Regions from separate parts of the Homo sapiens genome. Here region 2 is linked to region 1. Evidence: read pairs that join two places in POLR2A ChIA-PET (ENCODE). Cell type or tissue: OCI-LY7. All regions are shown on one strand.

Region 1 (4,000 bases):
ATATCTTTTCAACCTTCTTGATAGTGTTCTTTGAAGCACAGATGTTTTAAATTTTGATGAAGTCTAATTTATCTAGTTTTTTTCTTTGGTTGAGTATGTTTTTGGTGTCATATTGAAGAAACCATTGAATAATGCAAGGACACAAATTTTTCGTCTGTTTTTTTCTAAAACTTTTATAATGATAACCCTTATATTTAGGTCTTTTATCTATGTCAGATAATTTTTGTATATGAGGTGAGGAAAAAATGGAATTTCATTCTTTAGCATTGGATGTTGGTCCAGCACAATTTGTTGAAAGATTATTATTTCCCTGATTGAATGGGCTTAGCATACTTGTCCAAAATCACTTAATCCTAGAGGTGAAGATTTCTTTCTAGGCTTTCAAGTTTATTTCATTGATCTATACTTGTGCCAGTACCATACAATCTAGATTTCTGTAGCTTCGTAGCAAGTTTTGAAATAGGAAGGTATGAGTCCTCCAACTTTGTTCTTATTTTTCAAGATTGTTTTGGCTATTCTGGGTCTCTTGTGTAATTGTTAAGAAAATAATACAGAATAATCTGATCCTGAGGGTTCTACAGATGTGTTAGGTCTAGTGAGTTTATAGCATTGTTTAAGTCCTCTTTTTTTTTTATTGAACTTCTGTTTAGATGTTCTATTCCTTGTTGAAAGTGGGCTATTGAAGGCTCCATTATTGTTGTCTTCTTCTCTCTTCAGTTCTGTCTGTTTTCACTTCATGTGTTTTGGGCTCTGTTGTTTCATGCATATATATTTATAATTATTATATCTTCTTGACATTTTGACCCTTTCATTATAAAATGTCCTTGCCTAATTCTAGTAACAACTTGTGTCTTAAAGCCTATTTTTCTGATATTAACATAGCCACCCCAGCTCTCCTTGATTACTGATTTTGAAGGGTATATATATCTTTTTCTATCCTTTCACTTCCAACTTATTTGCATTTTGGATCTAAAGTGAGTCTTGTATAGACAGCATATAATTAGAGTAAGCTTTTTTCTCTATTTTAACAGTCTTTGCTTTCCTTTACATCTCATTTTTTTTCTTCCTGAAATAGATATTTGTTCATAAGAAATATGGGTACACTATCTTTTATTCAAAACTTTAGTTTAATTACAGAGAGAGAAAAAGAAAGAGTAAACCAAGTAGCTGCAAATAGCTCACTGGGGGGTGAAAACAAGGCAAATCACTTGGCCAAATCTTGCCCTCGTCTGATTTAAATTTCCGTAAAAACTTCAACTGACAAACTAAACCAGCTGCTGGTGTAAAGCTTTGTTACAACACTAGCTAAGAAAACACAAGTAGAAACTTGAAAGGGTTTCTGCCGCCTGAAGTGTCGTTTGTTTTTGGTTTCCTGGATTTGGGTTGGAATTCCTTTGTGGCAACCAAAACAGCTGTCCACTGGTAGGCTTAGCTTCAACTATTAATTCAGCTGTGGCACAGGAGCAAGCTTCAGAGATGCGCTCTGTGGAAGGGTTCTCTCGATCCCTGGAATTTTGGTGTTACATTCTCAGTCTATATTGGGTATCTGCTCTCCTGAAGAATCTTTGCTTTTTGGTAGGTTTTAAGACGATGACATTGGTAAAATTATTTTAGTCATAATTTCCATACTTACAGAAAACGCCATTCTTGATTAGCTGTTTACATTTCCAGTAATCAGACAGGTGAAGGCCATCTGGGTCAGGTTTTTTCCATGCCTCTGCAGGATTCTGTGTACATACTTTACACAACCTAGTGAAGTTCAGTTCATATTGTGCTGTATCCTTTCCTTAGCAATTGCGCAGGAGATGCAGTGTTATAAAACTTCACTACTTCCAGCACATCCTTTTCTGGGAACTCTTTATTAGTGACAAGTTTCCTGTGGTAGAAGTAATTTGAAATAAGACAAAAATAAGTGAGCTCTTTTTCTTATCCTTGTGTGAGTCCAGCTCTGGCTTCTCTCGGAGGCAGAAAGAATAGAGGAAAACTTCAAGTTCTTGTGAGTCTGGGTGCAGTCCTTGTTTAGTTGGAACCAGTGGGCTACAACCATCTTGAGCTACTACCTAAAATTCTTTTTCAATAGATGAGCTTACATTTATTGATATGATAATATCTTTAATTCTAGGTATTTACCTTGTGTGTTATTTTGAATATTTTAGGGCTTAAAAATCATTAACAATGTGATCCATTTTCTTGTCTTATTTGCAGAAGTCTTCTGACAGTTAAGAGAACTTGCATTTTTCTATAATTTTATAAATATAACTCAACAATGCTATATTTATAGAATATAAGATTTTAAATATGTGTTATATGTATAATTTTATATTCTCACCTTTTAAAGTAAATATCAATGCTTTCTATTTTAAGAAATAAATTAGTGTAATATTTCCTTCTATTTCTTCCTTGCCACCAAATTAAAATTATTATTTTTTTTTGGTGGAGGGGGGTATATCTTTGTACTAATAAATGTGCTTATACCTCTTTTATGTGATTTTTCATCATTAAATAATGTTATTTACCCCTTACCTCTCCTCCTGTTATTAGTGTATCTTCATTGTTAGGGTATATAACATTTAAATTCTCTCCTGTTACTGTATTGCTCATGTTTGTTTTGGTCTGAGGTCTGTAATTAGATACATTCAAAATGTCCCAGTAAGCATTTTGCTGTAGTTACCCATCTTTTTTTTTGAGACAAAGTCTCACTCCTGTCACCCAGGCTGGAGTGCAGGAGCAAGATCATGGCTCACTGCAGCCTTGACTTCCTGGGCTCACTTGATTTGCCTACCTCAGCTCCCAAGTATCTGGGACTACAAGTGTGTGCCACTACGCTCAGCTAACTTTTTGTATTTTTATTTATTTATTTATTTATTTTATTATTATTATTTTCTGAGACAGAGTTTTGCTCTTATTGCCCAGGCTGGAGTGCAGTGGCGTGATCTCAGCTCACTGCAAGCTCTGCCTCCCAGGTTCAAGGAATTCTCCTCCCTCAGCCTCCCGAGTAGCTGGGATTACAGGTGCCCTGCCACCACACCTGGCTAATCTTTTGTATGTTTGATAGAGACAGGCTTTGGCCATGTTGGGCAGGCCACTCTCGAACTCCCGACCTCAGGTTATCCACCCACCTCAGCCTCCTAAAGTGCTGGTATTACAGGCATGAGCCACCGAGTCCTGCCTTTTTGTATTTTTAGTAGAGATAAGGTTTTGCCATGTTGCCCAGGCTGGTCTCAAATTCCTAGGCTCAAGCAATCTGCCTGCCTTGGCCTCCCCAAGTGCTGGGATTACAGGTGTAAGCCAGTATTGAATACTGCTGTGAAGAGTTTGAAGCCAGCCTGATTTTTCCTCCTTATACATAACTGGATAGTTTTGCTTTGTTTCTCAGATGATTCTTCATTACTCTTTTCTTGTGATATCTTTGTCTGGCTTTGGAATCAAGGTAATAGTGGCCTCATAAAAGGAGTGTCAAAGTATTCCCTCCTCTTTGACTTTTTGGGAAATTTTTGAAGAATTGGTATTAGTTCTTCTTTAAATGTTTGGTAGAATTGGCTTTTAAATTTTCTGGAGGTGTACAGTTGTTTATTTTATATCTTTCTTCTTTTTTGATGTAAATAATCATTGCTTAAAACTTTCCTCTTCAAACTGTGTTTGTGGCATTTCATAAGTTTTGGTATGTTGTGTTTCCATGTTTGTCTCAAGATATTGTTTCAATTTCTCTTTTAATTTCTTCATTGACCTATTTGTTGTTCAGGAGAATGTTGTTTACTTTCCAAGTATTTGTAAACTTTCCACAATTCCTCTTGTTATTGACTTCTAGTTTCATACCATTGTGATCAGAAAATGGTACTTTATATGATTTCAGTTTTCTTAACTTTGGTAAGAGTTGTCTTGTGGTCTAAGATATGATCTATCGTGAAGAATGTTCTGTGTGTGCTTAAAAAGAACCCATATTCTGTTGCTGTTGGATGTAATGTTCTGCAACATCAGTTAGGTCCATTTGATCTAAAGC
Region 2 (4,000 bases), 140 kb before region 1:
ACAATGTGTTATTAGTTGGGAAACATCGGGCATCCATCCCACATAGCCTTGTTCTCATGAAATCTATTCTATAGCTGCTTATAATTGTGTTCTAAATTAGGTACTATCTCTATTAAAAATCACTTAATGTTTTGAGCTCCCATGTTGTTTAAGCCTGCTAAACATCAGCCACAGAAACACAATAAAGCAGCTTTAAAATGCCTGCCAAATGCTTAGATTACCTTGCAAGGCAAATGCCCACTGCTTAACTGGTCTAATGGCAGAAATCAGTCTGTTCAGTTCATTATAGGCCATTAAAATGGCTTCTCAAGTTGTAAGACCAGTGTTTCCACTATGAGAACTACATAGAGCGGTTGCAAGAATTGCAGACATCAATCTGGTTTATATTTTTAGCACGAATCCAATTTTGCTAGTCACACCGAAAGCCGAGTCTGTACCCTGTTAAACAGATAGGAAAGCAAGCTAACATAAAGTATGAAGCTAAAAGCATATATAAATCTATTTGCTTTGCAAAACTATCACATCAAATAGAATAAAATCAATTTAGAGCCAACCATTCTAAAAGATTACAAAAGTTAATTAGTAAACCTTGGGAAGTTGGTTTTTTGCCCCATGAGGTCTTCTGGGCCGAGAGCTTCATGTTGAATATCGGCGAAAGTAATTTCAATGACTAGGCATTCTCTGGCTATTGTAAAACCTCTTCTCCCTTTTTGTTGATGGGCTTCCAGGTATGAATTAGGAGCTCTGGAAGTGTTTTCCTATTCTAGCTCTTGAGAACTTGAGTTAAATCTGTGTAGTTGTTTATGTACCCCAAAGAGTAGCTTAGTGTTTAGTTAAAACACTCACAGTTCTGATGCCAACCACTGTGACACCAAGGCAGCCATTCAAAGTGCAGGGATAAGATGACTGTGTTATTGCTATATGCCTGTGAAGTTGTTGGAACAATATTGTAACAGGATCTTACTCTATCTCCTTGAATATCACCAATTTCTGACTCAGGAAACCCTTTTCTGTAGAGTAGAAAAGCGGTGACATCTGTTCTCTTTTCCACAACAACAACAACAAAGTAATAGAGTCTCACTCTTAAGAGACATCATCTTTATTTCCCAAACCTCACCTTATTCGTTAAGGCTTTTCATTTAATAAGAGGATTAATTGCTGAGTTTTTCTGGAGGGTTTTTCCTTGTTATCTTGGTAATACCCACCTCATTTATTCATTATATTCCTTTTATTGTATTCTTTCACTAGCGTATGGTCCTTATGCTAAATTATAATTAAATAGGCCTGTTAACCAAAATGTTTTTATTCATTAGATACACAGTAAACCATGTTTACCTCTCCTGGGTGATGTTTATGAAAACATAATTCAGTAAAACCGTTGCTGTTGTATCATCTCAAAAGGAATTTAATTTTAAAAACTCTTTATTTGAATGTTACTCATAGTTGCAGAAGTTTTAGTCCCAAGTCCCACTGGTTTTATTTGCCATCTTTTTCTGAATCCCTTCGAAGGTGGTGATCTCCTTGACCTGAAGCTCCTCAAGTACAGTCGCTCTTCATTTGTACGAGGCATTTTGGAGGCAGTTCAAGTATTCTTTTAAACTTTCTTTAGAGAATGTGGAGATTCTCATTCCCTTATGTTTTTACCTGCGAGTAAGTCACAGCTCAGAAACTTAAAAAAAAAAAAAATGCTGGGAGCATGCAAAGAGACATTCTTTTGATGGCCAAAACAGAAAAACTACATTTTTTAGAGCTCTCTGGTAGTCATCTTCCCCGCTTGTTACTGGGGAAGTACAAGTCTCTTTCAGTTCTGCAAAGGCCCCATGAGACTAGAATAAGCTATTTTGAAAAGAGAAGGGTGGCGTTATTTTAAACCAAGCCAAACTAAGGAGTGAACTTTCACACTTGAGCTGCCGCAAGGTAGCCATGTCTCTGATGCTGGGCCAGCAATAACTGTCAATCCGAGCTTCCTAACCTGGTTGGCAAATATTTCAATCTACATGGCAATCTGCATCTGCCTCCTTTCCTGCTGGACTTAAAGAGGTGGCGGAAATCGATAAATCCCTAAATTGGGGCAAAATAATTTGTTTTTCAATATTTTTTAACAGACTGGAACTAATTGAAACGTAATTGGTTAGAAATTGTTTTTATATGACAAACAGACTTGAAGAAATACAGCTGCACATATTCAACTGCCATCCTATGCATTTACCATTCTAATGTCTGTTTTACTAATATTTATCACAAAGCATAATTAGATTAAGACAGTAAGACCTCTAAAAAGTGACACATAATTACAGAGAAAAAGAAAATACTGAGTCATAAAGAATACATTTTTCCATTCAAGTGGATTCCACTGTCTTTATTAAAAACCAAAAGTATTCTTGAGTAAGATTTCACTATGATTGTATTTCCATTCAATACAACTGAAATGTATTGAATTGAATTGAATTGTATTGAATTGCAACTAAAGAAATATTGCAGTAAATGGCTTCTTGAAAATTCTGAAATTCCAAGAGAAATTGCTGTTTTCCATGCACTTTTTTTTAGGTGCTTTTACCTATGTGGGTGCATTTAATCTTCATGATACCTTATGTGGTGTAGTTGCTATCATCACACCTTCATTCTACAAACATGGAACCTCCTTTGGTTAGAGGCCACATAGCTAGTCCGTAGCAGACCTGGGTTATAACCCAGACAGTCTGACTGTAGTCTGTGCTTGGAACCATTACTCTAAAAGCTATTTTAATAGTTGAAGAAAGGTTAGTTAAAGACAACAGGTGTCAGTAGATAATTTTATCCTACAATATAAGTAATTTATAACTAGGAATAGCTGCTGTGCATCATGCTCCTACTTAAGTGCCTGGCTCTGTGCTAAGTGCTTTCTATACATTATTTTATTTCATTCTTAACATGCCCCTCTGACGTAAAGGATTTATTATCCTTGTTTTACCAATGATGTAACTGAGAATTAGACAAATTAAGTAATTTGCTGATGGTCGTGTAAACCTAGTGAGTAGCAGAACTGAAATTTAAACCAGATCTCTTCACTTCCTAAGATCATATGTGTAACCACTATTGCTGGGCTGCTTCCTCCATGTTAAGATTCATGCACCCAGCTGCAGTGTGGGTAATCTCAATGCTTTGAGAGGGTGAGGCAGGAGGATTGCTTGAAGCCAGAAATTCAGACCAGCCCTGAGCAACATAGTGACACGCTGTTTCTACAAAAAAATTAAAAATTAGCCAGGCATGGTAGCGCATGCCTGTAGTTTCAGCTACTTGGGAGGCTGAGGCTGGAGAAGCACTTGAGCATGAGTTTGAGGTTACAGTGAGCTAATGATGGCACCACTGCACTCCAGCCTGGACAGTGGAGTGAGATCTATCTCTTAAAAAAAAAAAATCGCACACTTGCGCCTAAGCAGCTTGTACCCTCTTTTGAAACGAAATTGTTGATAATGAAAAATGTTGATCAAGGAAAGCAGGTCAGGAAATGTTTAGGTTGACAATAATTGTGGTATTAAAATATAGCATGAAAATATTTCTGGTTGTCATTTTTATTTTTTTTATTTTTTTTTCCTCTTATTTTTTATTTATTTATTTATTTATTTTTTTATTTTTTTATTATACTTTAAGTTTTAGGGTACATGTGCACATTGTGCAGGTTAGTTACATATGTATACATGTGCCATGCTGGTGCGCTGCACCCACTAACTCGTCATCTAGCATTAGGTATATCTCCCAATGCTATCCCTCCCCCCTCCCCCCACCCCACCACAGTCCCCAGAGTGTGATATTCCCCTTCCTGTGTCCATGTGATCTCATTGTTCAATTCCCACCTATGAGTGAGAATATGCCGTGTTTGGTTTTTTGTTCTTGTGATAGTTTACTGAGAATGATGATTTCCAATTTCATCCATGTCCCTACAAAGGACACGAACTCATCATTTTTTATGGCTGCATAGTATTCCATGGTGTATATGTGCCACATTTTCTTAATCCAGTCT

Evidence for each region. ChIA-PET counts read pairs that join two places held together with the same protein. Peaks named below come from ENCODE experiments on the same cell type or tissue, not always from the same donor. Only the 100,000 strongest peaks of a DNase experiment are listed, where the experiment ranks them.
Region 2: POLR2A ChIA-PET joins it to region 1 with 6 read pairs; 5 of 35 experiments call an interaction of 5 or more read pairs at or near these places.

Annotation. Positions count from the first base shown.
Region 1 is chr6:130,251,326-130,255,325 of GRCh38, forward strand. It overlaps a transcript of SAMD3 not described here. Among named protein-coding and RNA genes, the nearest start is that of SAMD3, 30 kb to the left of the region's middle. In OCI-LY7, no CTCF peak of the experiment used is centred here; no DNase peak of the experiment used is centred here.
Region 2 is chr6:130,113,368-130,117,367 of GRCh38, forward strand. The region is part of intron 19 of L3MBTL3 (L3MBTL histone methyl-lysine binding protein 3); the gene reads left to right. Among named protein-coding and RNA genes, the nearest start is that of L3MBTL3, 97 kb to the left of the region's middle. RefSeq lists an enhancer at 1,530-1,659. In OCI-LY7, no CTCF peak of the experiment used is centred here; DNase peaks (open chromatin) are centred at 1,854 and 3,094; H3K4me3 peaks cover 2,161 bases; H3K27ac peaks cover 2,651 bases.